Linked DNA regions of Homo sapiens: region 1 is linked to region 2. Evidence: chromatin loops called from intact Hi-C (ENCODE). Cell type or tissue: heart right ventricle. All regions are shown on one strand. Links, peaks and the distances in the headings refer to the core of each region. The heading gives the core; the rest is flanking DNA. Region 1 has its middle 29 kb from the start of HLX-AS1. Region 2 has its middle 160 kb from the start of LINC02817.

The links. Peaks named below come from ENCODE experiments on the same cell type or tissue, not always from the same donor. Only the 100,000 strongest peaks of a DNase experiment are listed, where the experiment ranks them.
Region 1: it touches region 2 in a loop (6-fold over the local background); 15 of 110 quality-filtered maps call a loop at or near these places.

What each region holds. Positions count from the first base shown.
Region 1 is chr1:220,904,382-220,913,525 of GRCh38, forward strand. No RefSeq gene overlaps it. Among named protein-coding and RNA genes, the nearest start is that of HLX-AS1, 29 kb to the left of the region's middle. In heart right ventricle, for the core only: a CTCF peak has its summit at 4,526 (motif pointing right); no DNase peak of the experiment used is centred there.
Region 2 is chr1:221,170,993-221,180,136 of GRCh38, forward strand. No RefSeq gene overlaps it. Among named protein-coding and RNA genes, the nearest start is that of LINC02817, 160 kb to the right of the region's middle. In heart right ventricle, for the core only: a CTCF peak has its summit at 3,784 (motif pointing left); a DNase peak (open chromatin) is centred at 3,819; H3K27ac peaks cover 1,065 bases.

The DNA.
Region 1 (9,144 bases), core at 746-8,745, 270 kb before region 2:
AGTATGCAGATGGGCATAAATACCAGACCACTGTCGAGCTGTGGGCATGATCACAGTCCTGGGCTCTGAGCAGTGTTTCTCAGAGGAGCATCCAGTGCTAGAGTTGGCTGCTCGGTACACAGACACATGCTCCAGAGTTTTCATGGCATCTTGGGTCTGGGCCCTTCCAGTTAGGAGGAGACAGTCTGAGAGATTGGAGGCCGAGTTTCAGTCCAGGTTTTGGGTTTCTCTTTGTTATCCCCAGTGCCCCAGTCTATGGTGGAAAAGGCTATTTTGTTGATGCTAAAGGGAATGAGCAGTAATAAGATCCCAGGCTTTCAGGAAACTACACTCTGAAATCAGCACCACCTCTTTCTGTCAGAAGTTTCCATTCCCAGGAAATTACACTGGGAATGTACACTTCTTCAGGAAGCCCATGCTGTTCTCGAGGCAAGTGGAATTGTGATATCTTGCATGCCATAGCTGCCATCTCCCTATAGAAATTTTAAAAGGGAGCTTGCATCAGCAAGGGACAGGGATCCGACCGTGGTAGTGCTGGTGAGCCCAAGGGCTGCAGGCCCAGTCTCTGTCCCGAAGCTTTGGTCCACTGAGTCCACAGCTTTTCTTCCTCTCTGGCACTTCCTAACATGCACCCCCTCCCTTCCTCTCCTAGGGCCACCTGTCAGCCATGCCTGCAGCCATCAATTCAGCCCTTTATCTCCTCCTCCCCCATATCTCTCCCAGTTGAGACTTGATAGGCCATTCCTGGCAAACCCAGCTGGGATTGACATCAGGTGTTTTGGGAAGTGCCCATGTCCAAATTCCTGCCTTCTAATGATTGCCCTGATTTTTTTAAATAGACATTTGAAACTAAAGACAAAACCAGCTGCTTCTTGAGAGCAAAAAAGCAAAACATAAAAAGAATCTCCCATATAACTCCCTCCCCCTAAAGCTCAAACCAATAAAATGAATCCAGCCAATAATTCAATCTTCCTGCCTTGTTCACTGTGACTAAAGCAGACAGAAGCAGCACAGCAGGGACCCCTCATTGACGAGGAATGTATCATTAGTAATTTTATTAGCTTTAATATAGCCAACAGGGGCTACTGATAGTTTCGGTATTCTTTTCCTGAGGGATTCCCCCCCTCCAAAGGACAAATGCTCTACAGCCCTGACATTTAATTGCCTTTATACTTTAGTGTAGCTTGGTTGAATGAAAAACTTTTCAAAATTCCATCACTGAAAAAGGATTCAACAATTTGTAATATATATAAATTTGCCACTGGTACTTTTCTTTTACAAATTTCTCAGTGCTTAGAAGCATACCTACTATAGTTATTATAATAATTCTGGGCAGGTAGACACTCATTTGTCATGGTTGAAAGCAATTTATTTTCAGTGGGAATGCTTTAAAATGTTTTGTTTGGACAGAAATGGCCATCCATTAATTGGTAATTTAAGCAAGTTACTCAAAGTCAGGCAATTAGGTTAATGAGAAGTTGGCCTTTGAAGTTGAATAGGAGCAGGGATGACCTCACCACTCCTTAAGAAGACATCAAATCAATTTGGTGTAAAAGGTAGAGGGACTGAGTCCCCTCCTCCAGTTTCAAGGAAAGATCATGCACATGCATATTTAGCTCCAAGCATGGAAATTGGATGGTGGGCCCCTCAGGCTTTCTGGCAACCACCCCTCTACTATCGAGGAAGAAGCAACAGCTGCCCCAGCTATATCACAGGGAAAGATGACAGCCTGGATTAGGCCATGCATGGAGGCCAGAAACCGTTGAGGGAGCAACTCCAGAGAGACATGACAGAACCACAGACACATGGAGTGCCCCAAATTGAAGCAGATGGAATTGCTGATAAATGAGTTGAAATGGTAGAGGTCCCTACAGTGGATTTACTTGAGAGCTACTCCATGGAGGGGCAATTTCAGGGGGGCCCCGGCTGCCTTTAGATGTTAATCAGAGGTATTCATATGTTCTGTCATTCACCTTTCAAAGGAAGGTGTCAAATGTCTTGATGAAATGCCTCCCATGCTTACCTAGACACGGGGAATCAGCCACTCTGTTGACAAATGACTCAGGGCGAATCAATAGAATGAGGGTCAGGCTTGGCTAGACTCATGGTCAGAGGGCAAGAGTAATTATGTCATAAGAAGTCTATGGGGCAGAACCCAGCCAAGGCCATGGTCCACTTTTGAAGGTAAAATCTGGAATCAAGGGATTGTTATAAGGGATGGGAGTATAGGAGTGAAGAACTCAAAAGGACCAGACTCTGTTATAGCAGCCAGCTCTTGCCAAATCCACTTATTGCAACAGTCCCACCACCATGTATAGATGCCTGGGTATAGTAAGTAGCAGAACTGCCTAATACCATCAGTGCCTGCAAAATACAAGTGATCTAGCAGTGTGGGAGGTTTTCTGGGAGAAATGGGCCACCTAGGTCATGCTTAGCTGCAGGGAGGGGTAAGCCCTGTGGGGAAACAAATGATGGGTGAGTTCACATTATTAAATAACTGGGCTGAATTTAAGGAGGAGGGAAAAATATTACTGCAGAAACCAGGTTGATTTTGAAGTCTGCTACTGGCAGTTGCCACATGCCTGTGACATCTCTCATGCACCTCAGAATAGACTCTCCCCTCTGGAAGGCACCATCGTGCATCCTCTAGATTTGGGGAGATAGATTTCTTTATGTTGCTGATAGGAGGAGGAAGAAGAAGCTGCTGTGAGGGAGGAGGTATTTACTTTGGCAGGCGGCTGATGCTAGAAATGCCTGGGGCCATGTACAAATAGTTGGCTGGTGCTGCCAGGCCCTCCACTGTGGGTTACTCATCTCTCCCTGCTTTAATCCTTTCCTTTCCTCCAAAAACTGCCCAGTTGACTTCTTTCCCACTCTAGGGCTATCCTGGATGCCTCTTTTAACCTGATGTCACCTGGAACATGTGGAAGTGCCCAATGTGACTATCTAGGGCTCTGGGCTCTGAGTCCTGTGAGGGTTAATCCTTCATGCCTCATTCCTTCATGATTTTCTCTTCTTTTTGTTGGAGTTAGAGAATCAGGGTGAGCTCTCCCTAGAAAACTATTGTGCATGGCCTTGTTTATCTTGGTCAGCCTTGTGTTTGAGGCACCATACCCAGTTCAGTTACCCAGGCTGTTCAACATATGGAAGCATGCTCAGAGTGTGGTGTAAGGTGTGGGATAACTTGGATCCCCATAAACCTATGACAGGTGGAGATATTGTGGCCAAAGTCGGCCCTGCCAAGATGGTGCTAGACTGAACGACAGCACTACTCTGGACCAAAGAAGTGTCAGAGGCAAGCTTCAGGGAGCTGAGGTGGGCACTTCTAGGGGAGCTACCTCCCCTCCTGAGTTGCTTCATTTGTAGGCTACTCAGATTAGGGTTTTTAGGACATCCTGCTAATTTCAGCTTAAATCGTTATGGACCTCTAATGTGCCAGGCACTGTACTAGGTTCTTGGGAAATAGCAACCAACAAGAGAATCATTGTTTCTGCTTTCATGGAACTTAGAGTCAAACCTAGATACAGGTAAGAGGACGACAAATCATAATGCGATGTGGTAATACATGCTAGGACTGTAAGAGAATTACTGAATGCTGCAGGAAGTCAGAGAAGACTTTTTGGAAGATGCCATGTCTCAATTGGGACCTTTAGAATATTTTTCAGGCATAAAGAGAAACATCTTTAAAGATCTGGAAGAAAGAGAGGGCATAGCACATCCCAGAATGTAGAGTAAGGATGCAGAGTAGAGAGCTGGGTTAGAAACTTAACTGCATAATACAACCTCTGATCCCTACCAGCTGGGAAAATCCACTTAGCCATGTACGGAGCTTCTTCCAGGTACTGAGCTCTGAGTTAGGTATTGTCAGGATCCCCAAGATGGGTCAGACAGGACTGCTGTCTTCAATGAGCTCTGCCCATTACCCATATGTCTGAGGAGAAACACATTTCCACCCTTTCTGGAGCTCTACAGGGAGGGACTGCTCTTTGCTAGAATGATCTTACCTGCCTCCAACACCTGTCCATTAAAGCAAGCCCTGAACAAGAGGCCGACATCCACAAGTTAGAGATGTTGTGCTTTGAATACTACCAGCTGGTTGTTGCAACCTCCTAGTGAGTGACTTACACCCAGTCCTCCCTCCTTGTTCTTCTGTGATTAAAGACCCTAAAGGCTTAACAGGCATGGCTGGGCTAAATGTTCCAGTTGACATTATTTGCCACCAGGACCTTCCTCTTTTGCTTCCGACTTTTTTTCCAATTGTGCAGAAAATTGTTCTTCATTCTTTCCAATCTGTCCACATCCTTTTTCCTCCACTTACATTTCAAAATAAGGTGTACCTCTTCCAGGAAGGTTGCCCTTGTTAATTCTACCCATCATCCTGGAGTGGCCAATGGCCTCTATCCCAGAATAATTGTTGTATTTTTTGTATGATGCATTCAGTCATTTGTGTAGTTTCATTTTGCAGTTTCCTCAGTGGAAGTTGTATTTTCACCTTTGCTGCCGCTTATGCAGTTTTGAGACCCGTACACCAGGTGGTGGTAGTTTCCTCATGCTCTGATTGTACATTCTGAATAATTTGCAGAGGAGGAAAATGGAAGGGGTGAGCTAATTTTTAATCAAGTATCTTTCATGTGCCAGGCCTCTGCACAATGTTTGATTTAATCATCAGAAATAATCTATATGAGGCAGATATTGTTTTCATTTTAAAGTTAAGGAAACTAGGTTTTGAGGGGGAAGTAAAGTAACTTCCCCAAACTCACCATCCTTCATGGTGAAGATGGAATTGGTATCAGGTCTGGGCCCTCCAGCTTTGGTTTTAAGACGAATACATGTATGTCTTTTCTATGTGGTTATACAAACAATAATGAAGTCAATCACCATTGCAGAGCAACTGTTCTAACAACACCTCAGGTATAATTTGGTATCTTCTTCACTAATTCTTGAATTGTGATAATCCAAGTATTTGTAGGTGGGCAGAAAAACTGACATGAACAGTCCTTCTTGGAAGAGGAAGAAAAATAAAAGCCTTTAAAGCATCTTATATCCCGAAAGTATGTTTCCCTGCAACCACATTCTCTGTAATTTCTAATTTGCCATTTGCTTTACTTTGAGGAAGGAATTCCCTCTCCCAATGAGTTGAGAGCTGGGAGACTTGGGTTCTAGACCCAAGTAACTGAGTATATTCCTTGAAGTATGTCTCTTCTTTCCTCTGGGTTTCAACTCCCCATTTGTGAAATACGGAGGTTTTAATAACACCATTGCAACCCTCTTCTGTATCTGGTTGATTATTTGGCTGTTGTATGGCCACCACTTAACTCACTCAAAAATATGAAGACATGGCACCACCAGGCACTGCCTCTTCTGGGGTTGGTTCATGTCGTACTTCAATAATCAAAATAATCAAGCTTCCTCTAAAAGAATTTGTTTCACAACTGATGATAATTTTCTGGATATCCTACCCAAGTCCCCCTCCCCCAGTTTTGGCACTTTGTTTCCATGATCAAATTGTGTCACTTCTCTGGTGAATACCTTCTTTGTGTTTTTGGTCATTCTCAGACCAGGGAGAGTATGTATGTATGCATTTGTTCATTCATTCATTCATTCAGTCTTTACAGTTATGTTCTCTATCTTGCAGCAGGAATGTCTGCAATTCTCATTTTTTCCCTGTCATTTGACTATGAGTTCCTATCCTCTGGCTTTTTTGGTAGGGATTCTTGAACATACCAAAGGGGTTAACTGCCTCAATGAAGCATCACACTGGCCATATACCAGCCTCTGTGCCAGGTGCTGTGGGAATTAGATGTGGTTTTTTGCTTTCCAGGGGCTCAGAGCACAGTGGAGAAGAGAGATGAGCAGACAGCTGATCATAGCACACCAGTGAATGCCACAACATGTGGGGGTTGTGTAGTGACTGTGTGCCTCAGGGACACTAGTCAGAGCTGCAGTGAAATCTGCTTGGCCTGTGGAGAAGCAGAAAGGACGACGGTGGCTTCAGGGAGGCGACATGGGCGCTGGGCCTCAGAGGATACGAGGTACTGCTGACCAGGTGGATAAAGTGTGGAATGGCTCTAAGTCACCTGGGGGGTCTGATTAAGGCCTGCGTCTTAGGCTGGGTCTCTATGTCATATGAGTAGACGGGACAAAAATAGATCCGTATTATGAATTTGCTGTATTTTCTGTCAAAAGGAAGGATACTCAAAGTGATGGATGCCTCAAATACTGACTTGATCATTACACATTCTACATATGTAACAAAATGTCACATGTACCCCATTAATATGTAAATATTATTAAAATAAAAAATAGTTATTTTTATGTAAGAAAAATAATCACAACTTCTCTTATTTGAATATCACAACCAATAAACATTCTGCTCCCAGTAATATTTCCTGTCACATTACTTCCTAGTTACTTCACAAAATTGACGCATGCACCTAACAAAGATAGGATGCTAACACAAAAAAACTATATCCTGCATAGATTCTGGTATTCCGTACAGATCATTCTGTACTAAGGTATCAGTCAGAGAAGAAACTTTATTGAGTATGATTCTGAACATGAGCTGTATTTTCAGGTTCCCTTGCTGGTCCTTGGCATAATGTTAAGGAGAAGGGCTTCAGGTGATGAGACACTGGAGACCAATTTGGCAGTTCTGGCTGAGCTATGATCTCCTGCTTGACTTGACTCCTACACAAGGCTTTGTGTCTAACCATGCTCAGCCCTGACCCATTCTGGCTCTCTATGAATGCTGTTCAGCTGGCCCACCCTACTGTAAGAGGAAGGGGCAGGTCTGAGCTCCGCTTTCCTATAGTTGGGGAATAGAGGCAGAGAGAGAGAGTCCAGGAGACCCCTTCAGGGGCATATGCAATGCCAGGGGCTGGGGGCTATGCAGAGACTGGAATTGGCTCTCAGGCTTTCAGTTCCTGGGGCCATAGTACTTGAAAACCATGCAGGTGATGGGACTCACTCAGGTCCATTCTTCCTTCATCTATAATCTTGCATGAAGGCCAAAGTGTGCAGTGAAGCCATTGGTCCTCAGGTGTGGCAGTTATTATTTCCTCCCCTTGACAAGTCACTTAGACACCTTGAGCCTCAGTTTGCTCATTCTCCCCCTTAGAGGGCTCTTGTAGGGTTATACAAAATAGTGTCCATGTAAGCCATTGTGGAGATGGACATTTTCTCAGTTTTATTAACGGAATTTGTTCAAAAAAGTTTATTATTAATACAGTACGACTTCTTTTTATTAGCACTCTATCTTTGTTAGGTGTATGTGTCAATGTTGTAAAGTGACTAGGAAGTAATGTGTTATGACTTGAAATATTATTGGGAGCAGCACATTTCTTGGCTAGTGGTATTCAAATAAGAGAGGTTGTGATTATTTTTCTTACATAAAAATAACCATTTTTATTGATATACAATATTTTACATATTTATGGGGTACATGTGACATTTTGTTACATACGTAGAATGTGTAATGATGAAGTCAGAGTATTTGAGGTGTCTCTCACTTTGAGTATTTACCATTTCTATATGTTGAGAACAATTCAAGTACTCTGTTCTATTTTGAAATATACAATACATTGTTGTTCACTGTAGTCACACTACCCTGCTGTCAAACAATAGATCCTATGCCTTTCATCTAACTGTATGTTCATACCCATACCTCTTTTTGTCCCCCCTCCTATCTACCTTACCCTTCCCTGCCTGTAATATCTATCAAAAATAACAATTTTTGTTTATAAACATAACACATATAATTCACAGAAAACTTTAGAAACTTTAGAATAGACCCCACCAAAAAAATTCTCTGCTTCCATTACCTCATTACCAACTTCCATTTTCATGTGAAGGTGCCTGTGCTATTTCATGACTTGCTTATTTTGCTTGTTCCGTTTACCACTAAGGTGGGGAGCATTTCCCTGTAGCAATATTTGCTGTGTAGCAACACTGAACAGCTATACAATCATTTAACAAACATTTAAAAGTTTATCAAACTTTTAAACTTCTTAATGCTGCAATAAGTATATTTATAGATAAATCTTTGTATTCATCTTAAAAATATTACCTTAGGGTACATTCTGTAAAATAATATTATGGCCCGATAATATTATGGTTTTCTTTTCTTTTTGCTATTTTGTTTGCTGTGAATTTTTATTTTCTGTTTTCTGGTTCTAGCAGGAGCTTATGAATTGCACATGTTTCCAACCTCTCCCAAATGCTTGATATAATAATGAAAAGAAATCTTTCCCAATATGATAGGCAAAAGTGGTGAAGGAGATCTCATTTTAATTTGAATGTCTTTTGTTACCAGTGAGGTTCTATATTTTCATATGTGTATTAATCGTTGGTATTTTTATTTTATTTGAATCAATTTTGAGCTAATGTCTTCTGCACATTTGTGACTGGGGTGTTGTTTCTTTCATGATTTCTTGTAAGATTCCTATATAAATTAAGACATTAACTCTTCATATGCAAATACTTTTTCCAGTGTTATTTCTCCTTTAATTTTGTTTATGTTTTTTTAATATTCAGAAAATGTAACTTTTTATGTAGTCAATATTTCAATTTTTTTCTTTATGATTTCTGCTATACAAAGTTCTTCCGAAGCTGACATTATATAAATATTTATTAATAGGTTCTTCGGATTTTTTAATGAAGTCCAGTAATGATTTACCTTATAATATAGTGAACTGTCATTTATCTGGAATTTATTCTGGTGTGTAGTACTGAATCTTATTTGATATTTTCAGATAGTTATTAGATTATTTCATCACTTATTGAATAATTTATCTTTCTTTTACTGATTTTGAATGTCACCTTTAAGAGATTCTATTTTTAAATAAGAAAAACATCTTCATTGCAGAAGCGCATTACTTTTTCAATGTTATAAAAAACATGTTTTTAGTTGTTGAGATATATGGAAATAGTGAGAACAGTTCTAGGAAGGAAGGAAGAGTAATGGTAGCAGTAATAACAATGTTAACACAGAACCAACTGAAATCTCAGCAAAGACCCAAAATTCTACTTCACTGGTTCTGACAAGTTCATCACGCTAAGGTCTATCTGTTAGAAGTACACATTTAGTTCCTTGTTGCCTTTATTCTAGCAAACATATATTTAGTGACTACTTCTGGACTAAATTCC
Region 2 (9,144 bases), core at 653-8,652:
TCAAAAATATCTCTTATTGGAAAATGATATGGAGGGTATCTGTCAATAGACCTGAATATTGCATCATGGAAGACACAGTGTGTAAAATGTAGCAAATGCAAGAACTTTTTTGGAATTTATTTTTTGGGTTTTCCCAATCCACTTATCCATAAATCATTTGTAATTAGTATAGTCAAGGGAATAGGTACACTACTCATGTGAACTTACGTGCAGTACACCAAAAAGCTATTTGATAAGATTAATAATATAGCAGGAGACATGCAGTTTAGATTCATTTAAGTAGTAATGAATCCCATGTAACTTCAAAATTGAAAATGCCCTTTTAGAAACTTTCTGGTGATTGTGGTCTAGGATATTCAGATCTACTTTCTTGTTAAAAGCAATAAAAATTGCTGGTTAAAAATTTCATTTAAAAATTAACTTTGAATTGCTGAAAGAATGATGAGGAAATTCCAGGTCAATTTATGGGTGAAAGTCTGTATCCAGACAGGTAGCTAGAATATTGGCATATACAGGCTTCTTATGCCCTTATGCTATTTGTCCATGCAACACATTTAGATTTGGGTTAGTGGCTCAGTGGAGTAAGAGGGACAAAAGTCAAGACCCAAGTCATGTTGAAGTTGGAGAGCTTTATGGGATATTCTCCCTAATTAAGTTGGCACTCAAAGAGCTACAGACTTAGGGCTGAACGAGGACTAAACTCACTCTTTTCCCCTTAATTTTAAGGTGTGTAGAAGAAAGTTTATCCATGCTGAGCACAGCAGTAGAAGAGAAGGATGTGAGGGAAAAATTTAAAACAGAAATCCCTATCTCTGAGATAGCTACAGACTGGTACAGATTTGTAGCCTGGACATATATAATCTGGGTGAGCGTAGATCTCAAGCCTTGGTTTGAGATAGTGCATGCATAGTAGTATACTAGATGCCTGGCAGAAAGCAAATACAAATGCTCTGTGGTGCAAAGAATTACTCATCCTAGGTTGCAGGTTATTTTTCAGGGACAATGATCAGCACGTGTTCAAAGATAACTAGACACCAAAGCAAACAAGGTGACATGAGTGATAACTAGCAAAAACAACAGACAACAGCAGAAATAGGTCAGCCCAGATATCATATTTGGGATTATTAGGCATAGATTATAAAACAAGTAATATCATCAAGTTCAAAATAATAAACAAAAAGTTCAAAAATATCTATAGGAAATAAAAAACCATAAAAAATGACAAAGAAGAGACTTAGGGCTTCAAGTTCTTTCAATGTAACAAAAACCTGGAAAAGAGTAGAAATCACATCACTTCTTATTCCTGGAGCTTCTTCTCTGATTCTGATCAGCAATACAATTTTCAACATGGTCAATGAATATACCTCAAAGAATCAGGTAACAGAATATATCTTGTTTATGCTGTCTATGACATAGTTATCTCAGAAAGTCAGTGGAAATAATTGTTCATGACCCCTTCTCACACAACATAAACCTCCAAACAAACAAGAATAAACTGAGTTCCATTTAGTTGCTTTTAGCATATAGTAAGTAGAAATATAAATAATCACTATTTTATCTTTTTACCACATAGGATGTTATTTTAGCACTTATAGACAGAGGAAGATTCAGGCATAGATGAGACAATCTTATTAGGCAGCCTTTTTACAAATCTCACTCCTAATAACAAAGACATTCCTATTCAAATTCAGCATTCCTATCATTGAACAGTTCATCTTCTTTTGAGTATTAACTGTTTCTACTCTAGAATCTTTCTGAACATTCATGTTAGGACATGTTTCCTGAATGTGTGTGTGTGTATGTGTATATAGTATGTATGTATGTGGCATGGTATGCATGTACATGGCAGGTGTGTGTGTGGAGTGTGTGTGTGTGTGTGTATCTGGGTGTATGTAGGAGAGGTATATGATTGTGTTTGTATGAGCATGTACCTGAGTGGTATGTGGTGTGTGCGGTATGGGTATGCTTGTACCATTTACATTTCTGAAATGGAACTCAGTGCTTTGGGTCATAAATCAGGACTTCCTTCTTTTCTGAGTTTTAAACTTACTGCTGACAGCCACTTGTAAATAAGTTCCCCTAAATACCCACACACAATGGAAAATAGGGATCTGGACAGCTGGGCTCAATTCCTGCAGGCTTATGAGAAATTTGCTCCAATGTATTGAAAAATATTCTCAAACTGAACACTTTGAGCCAAAGACTGAGGCTGTGAAAAGTGATGTTTTCATGGTCCCCCAATATTGTGATCTCCTGATCCCAGAAATTTCTGTGACTGAAAGAATACAGACAGCTCGAGAACTTGCATTAATGTTTCTAGGACCAGGCTTAAAGAATCATACTGTGTGTGTGTGTGGGGGGGGGGAGGGTACATGGTATTATGTGTGGTGGTGGTATTTAATGTGTGTGCCCATGTGTGCATTTATGTGTTGCACATGTATGCACTGTGGTGCTTATGTGTGTTTTCTGTGTGTGATGTGTGTGTATGTGTGTGTGGTGGCAGTGTATGTGGGTGTGTGTGCTATATGTGTGTTTTGTGGTACATACATGCTTGCATCCTGTAGGTTGCACTAGGAAGCAATGACTTTGGGGTTCCTGATATGTCCAAATCCCTTTTATTTTGTCAATTCTTTCACTTTTAAATAAACTTCTGTCAACATGATAAATAAAGCTATTGTTGTAGTACTTTCAATGTAAAATCATTATAAAAAATTGTAAGTAAAATTAGGAAAAGAATGAGTGATTTTAATTACCGCTGGAATTATTTTAAATGATTTTTTGGAAGGGTAGTTTGGATTCCCTCCAAAAAAGGGTGCAAAGGACCCCTTTGTTGAGGGGTAGTTGTACCTTCTTAATGATGCTCTGAAGCTGGTTTTTTCAAGTTATCTGGCACATAGTGGCAGCTCAATAAATATTTCTTAAATAAATGAATGGATACATTAGTGATAGAATTAGTCCCTGTGCCTCAGGTTTCTTATCTGTAAAGTAGGAATAAGAATAATACCTACCTCTTATTTAAAGTATAATAATAATAAAAAAAAAAGAATAATACCTACCTCTTGCAGACGCGAGAATTGAAAGAGTGAGTGCAAGTAAAATCCTTAGTATAGTTTCTGGCACATAGAAAATACAATGTAAATTGTATTACTATTACAACTTATTATTACAATTTAACAATAATTGAGTTGTTATTATGGTCATGGTAATTGCTTTCATTCTATGTGAATAGGAGACTAAGGTATTGGAATGTTTCAATTTTCAGATCATGCATCTAATTATGTCTTTAAGAAATGGTCAGGTTGACTTGGTTGTTATCTGCCTCTCCTTACCCTGTATTTGGGGGAGAATTTCTGCATATAGGAAAAGTGAGAAAGTTGTGTCCAAGTCTCTAACAGCTCGTATGGAGTCAAAACCCATGATCTTGGGCAAGGGTTTCTTGGAAAGTCCTCTGATTGTCAGGAGCACCCACTTTCTGGTCAACTTTCCAACTTTCTTAATTCCAGGAACCCCCTGTGCTGAGCTCCCTTGTAATCTGGGAAGAAAATGGTTTTCATCTGCCTGGAAAGAGTACGTGTGACCTGAACAAATCAATCTTGCAGCCGTCACATTCTCTGCTGCAGGAGCAATTATTCATCTCTTTTCCTAGCTGATTGTTGCAGAGCTGAGAATAGCAGGCACTGAACAAATGGGATCAACATGAACAGAACTCAAGAGCTTTGGGGAAAGTGCGGCCCAGGGCTGAAGAGCACCACCCTTCCCTTCCTCAGCATCACATTGGCCTCTAGTGGCTCACAAGCAACTGACAGACGGCTCAATCATTTCCTCAGGGCCAGCGCGCCAGCTGGCTTTGACATTAGTGCTCAGGCCCTGACTGACAGGGGACTTGTCCTTGGCTGTGCCCTGGAGGGCTGTGAGAGTCTATTCAAACTCCTCCTTTAGCTTGTTGATTTACTGTCCCTCTTGGCTGGTTGTTGATCCATTTTTCCTCTCCGTTTGCTCACAGGGCACCCCAGAAACCATCCTCTAGTAATATATTTGGTTTATGATTTCCTTAGGACCTAAGGAAGAAAAACAACCTCAGCAGTGCACCTGTTGTATTTTAATGTGCACAAGGCCCTTCAGCTAGGAAGGCACAGAAAGAAAGACTGTACAGGTCCCAGGGCCATATGGAGCTCACATTATTCTATCAGGATACCAGCAGAAGCTGCATTAGGTCCCTTTGAAATATACTTGTTATTTTATTTATAGCTCTGTTTGGAGCCTGCTGCCTATATGTCTGACTTTGGCCAATGTACCACTAAAGAGTATGATTCCAAACAGCAATTATCAGGGAGACAACGATGACCTAGAAGCAACCTGTGTGCACTGCAAGATGTGTGGGAGGCCTGCTCCACCACAGCTGAGGTTTAAGGGCAAATACAACCAGTTCATTAGTGACTTCCTATCAGGCACAAAAGTTGGGTCACGTGCCCCCTGCCCAATGCTTAAGAGATACTCAGCTGGTCTTGAAGGAAGTCAGTCCAGGAGAAATCAAGTCTCCTCTGCTTCTTCTTCTAATTTCTTTTCTATCAGACATCCATGGAGGTTTGCTTGGAATAATGAGCTTAGGGAATACATTTATTTTTTAGTATGGACTGGGACTATTTAGGGAGTGGGCAATATTCACCCAAAAGATAGGAAGCAAACTGGTGTCTGACCTTTTTGGATTAGGTGTGGATTTTAAGGGCTAAATAAGTCTTCTCTCTGTCTCATTTTCCTTGAATTTAAAGTGAAAATTGAAAGGAAGTAAGAGGGATTGGGGCATAGAAAAAGGGAGGTGCCGTAAATGTGTACCACTTGCAGGTGTATGTGTATGTGGGAGACAGGTGAAAGTGTATTAAAGAGTAGTCTGGCCTGCCTGTAATTTCTGGATTTAAACCTTATACCAGTGGTTCTTAAAGTGAAGTTCCAAACCAACATTATCAGTACCACCTGGAAACATGTTAGGAATTCAAATGTTTCAGGCCCTGCCCCAGACCCACCGAGACAGAAACTCTGGGGGTGAAGTTGGGTGATCTGTTTTATCGCGTCCTCCCGGTGATCCTGCTACACACTCAAGCACAAGGGCAACTGCTCTACACCAACAATATTTTATTAATCATCTATTTATTTTTAACTATAGAGGAGAACATTAGCTAGGGAGAAAGAAGTACCATGCTTAGGACAGAAGAGGACTTTCAGCACAGGAATGACAATGGTGCCAAGTATTTTCACAAGGAATAAAATAATAGTACAAACTATGTAAAATTATCTCTGACTGCTTTGATCCAGGCAAAAGAAGGGTGTTATTTTCTCCATTTATGAACAACAACAACAGCAATGTGTCTGTCTTCTTCACAGTGATAGGAAACTCTGAAAGGCTCATTTTTGAGATACATCCCATAAGCCATGTTTCTGAAACGGTACAGTGAAATGCAGTGAAAGTCTGATAATAAGCTATCCTTCTAAGGAGGCTGTTTACTCCTGTCCCAGAGTATAGACATAGACAGTAAGATAGGGTGTTTTATCTCAAAGGGTTCACATTGTCATATGCACTGCAATCGACATTCTAAGCTGTTGCAGCTCCTATACCCTATGGAAAGTTGTGTGAAGCAGCATGTTTAAACAAACTAAAACTGTCTGAATCTCCTGACAGATCCTTTAGCGATAGCAGGTGGGCTAGAGGTGGACATTGTGGGACTCTAACCAAGTTTGTCTGTGGAAAATCTTATTACATATGGAAGTTCCCAGCCCTCATGACCCTGCCATCAGCTGGCTTTGTAATCTTGGGTGGTAAATGAGTCTTTGTTTCCTTTTCTGTAAAATGGAGCATGTGGACAAGAGAACCTGTAAGATTCTTTGATAGTCTGTGGTTACCCACTTCTCCTAGAGTCCCTGAGTTAGTTAATGGGAGTAAAATGATCCTTCTGTGTGGAAGTTAAGTCTCTTTACTCACCTGAACGTGTAAAATTGCCACTGCTACCTGGAATACTTAATTTAGGCCCTGGTGAGTTGAATAAATATTTATAAGAAATAGATTCATGACTGGTCCTGGCTGCCAATGTCATCTTTCATTTTGCTTTATTTTATTTTATTTATTTTGAGACGGAGTCTTGCTCTTTTCGCCCAGGCTGGAGTGCAATGGTGCGATCTAGGCTCACAGCAAACTTCACCTCCTAGGTTTGAATGATTCTCCTGCCTCAGCCTCCCCAGTAGCTGTGATTACAGGCAGCCACCACCATGCCCAGCTAATTTTTTTTTTGTTGTTGTATTTTTAGCAGAGACACGGTTTCACCATGTTGGCCAGGCTGGTCTTGAACTCCTGACCTCAGGTCATCTGCCCGCCTCAGTTTCCCAAAGTGCTGGGATTACAGGCTTGAGCCATGCACCCGATCCCAATGTCATCTTAACATATAACTTGCTGACAGTAGTTACCATAGAGTATACTGAAGAAAGATATACTTAACAGGAGTTGCTTTGATCAGAATCCAGTCTCTATACCTGGACACAATAGTAGAGTTAGGCTGAGAATAAGGTAAGGCTTTTATATGGGGCAACTATGCCAAGCCAAACTTTCTCCCATGCTTTAGGGAGGAGGGTTTGGAATGCATCCTGCTGCAGTCTGCCCTTCGGGTGTCTACATAATGGCCTGCAGGTGCTAATCAACACACCTGCAAAGTCCTGTCAACACACACCCTGACAACTTTTAATAATCTCCAGCTGAAACCATCCTAGGTCCTGGGAGAATGCTGCCCTCTTAACATCTGGGAGGAATCTCAACTTTAATGCCAGATCCAAAAGACTCACCCTCAGGAAACTCCCAGGTACTAAAGGTCCATTCTTGGGAGGCTCTGGTCTTTGCCACAGTTTAAGGCTGATGCCTCAAACCTTGGCGCTCCCAATTCAGGCTTAATTATTTGATTCAGTCTCTGTGGGTTACCCAGCCATGGCTTATGGTCATCTTGTGAAACTCGGTGAAGAAAACCAAAGGACTTACGTAAGGCTATCAGCTAGAAAAGGAAAGGAATTGCTCCTAAGATCAGATGGGAGGAAAAAGGAGAGAAATAGGAAGAGAAGAAGAGAGGTGAAGGGATGGGGGAGACAGAGAGAGAGTAAGGGAGAGAGAGAATGAGAAAGAGAAATGAACCATGCACTTCAGGATTAGTGGGCAAGTGTAGCTGGAAAAATTTCAGATCCTTTATTGGGCTCAAGCAAAAACTCCTTTAAATATTCTGTTTCATCTTGTGTTTGCCTGAGATTCGTGGCTACAGAAAAGCAAGTCAATATCAGTATGGATGTGTGTATTTCCTGGGGAAAGGTCAGATTTGTTCATCTATTATTGTTACCTGTGTTAGTTTGCTAGAATTTCCATTAAAAAGTACTACAGAGTGGGTTGCTTCAACAACAAACATTTATTTCTCATGGTTCTGAAGGCCAGAAGTGTGAGATCAAGGTGTTGATGGGCTTGTGTCTTCTGAGGGCTGGGAGACAGAATCTGTTTCATGCCTCTCTTTTAACTTCTGGTAGTTTGCTAGCATATTTTGGCATTCTTGGCTTGTGGACACGCAACCCCAATCTCATACTCACATGCCATTCATGTTCACGTGTCCTTCCCCCTATATGCATATCTGTTTCTGTGTCCAAATTTTCCCCTTTTGTAAGGACACCAGTCATACTGGATTAGAACCCAATTTATGACCTAATTTTAACTTAATCATCCCTGTAAATACTTTCTAAATAAAGTCACATTCTGATGTAGATTAGGTTTTCAACATGAGAATTTTCACAGAAACAACGCAACCCATAACATTACCTTTCTGGCTGGGCCTCGGTGTCTCATACCTGTAATCCCAACACTTTAGGAGGCCGAGGTGGGTGGGTAACTTGAGCTCAGGAGTTTGAGACCAGCCTGGGCAAATGGCAAAACCCTGTCTCTACAAAAAATACAAAAATTAGCCAGGTGTGGTGGTGTATACCTGTAGCCCCAGCTACTCAGGAGGCTGAGGTGGGATGATTGCTTGAGCCTGGGAAGTGGAAGTTGCAGTGAGCCGAGATCACACCACTGCACTCCAGCCTGGGAGACAGAGTGACAGAGCAAAGCACTGTCTCAGACAAAACAAAACGAAACATTACCTTCCATATCTTCTTGAGTAAAGTGTATTCATCAAACTGTTTGCCTCTGATAAGCCTGCATTGTTAGTGGGAAAGAGTTCAAATCTCATTTAGTGATCAAGCTGCCTCTGATCAGTCTGTGTCATTATTGGGAGAGTTCAATCTAATTTTAGATTTAAGATGAGCTGAACTGGTGAAGCAGATTGCATTTTTCAAAGAGCTAAAGCATCTCTCTCCCCAAATATTCTTCTACAATATGGCTGTGCCACTCCCTATCAAAAAGTGGAGTCTAATTCCTCTCCCCCTCAATCATGGCTATTCTTTGTGACTCTAGAAAGCAGTGCAAATACTGTTCTGGAACTTCTGAAGCTAGGGCCCATAAGAAGTCTTACAGCTTCCATATGTACCTCTTGGTGGGTTGGCTTAGTCTAGAAATGCCCTCGTTTAAATGCCTTCTTCCTGTAGGGAAGCTCAGGAATCCAGTGGAAGGCCCATGTGAGGGAAATGAAGACCCCTTAGCTGAGCTTCCAGTTGACCATCAGTATCGACTGCCAGCCATCTGAGGGAACAATTTTGAATGTCTTGCCCAGTGAGCCTTCAGAGTGCAGCCCCAGCTGATATTGATTCAAACAACTCATGAGAGATTCCCAGGGGAGAACCATGGAGCTCAGCCTCTGTCAAACCACAGAACTCGGCCACATACAGCTTTACCTAGGAGTATAAGAGTTGCAACAGCTTAGAATGTAGCTGGCGGTGGGCATGACTATGTGGCCTCTTTGAGTTAAAACACACTCTTCCACCTTGCTGTCTATGTCTATGAGCTGGGACAGGAATAACAACCTCATTAGAGGGATACCTTATTACCAGATTTTCACTGTATTTGGTGTTCCATTTGAAGAACATGGCCTATGGGATGTATCTCAAAAGTGAGCCTTTTAGTGTTCCCTAATGCTGTGGAGCAGATAGACACGTTGCTGTTGTTATTTCAAGTCATAAAGTTTTGGGGTGGTTTGT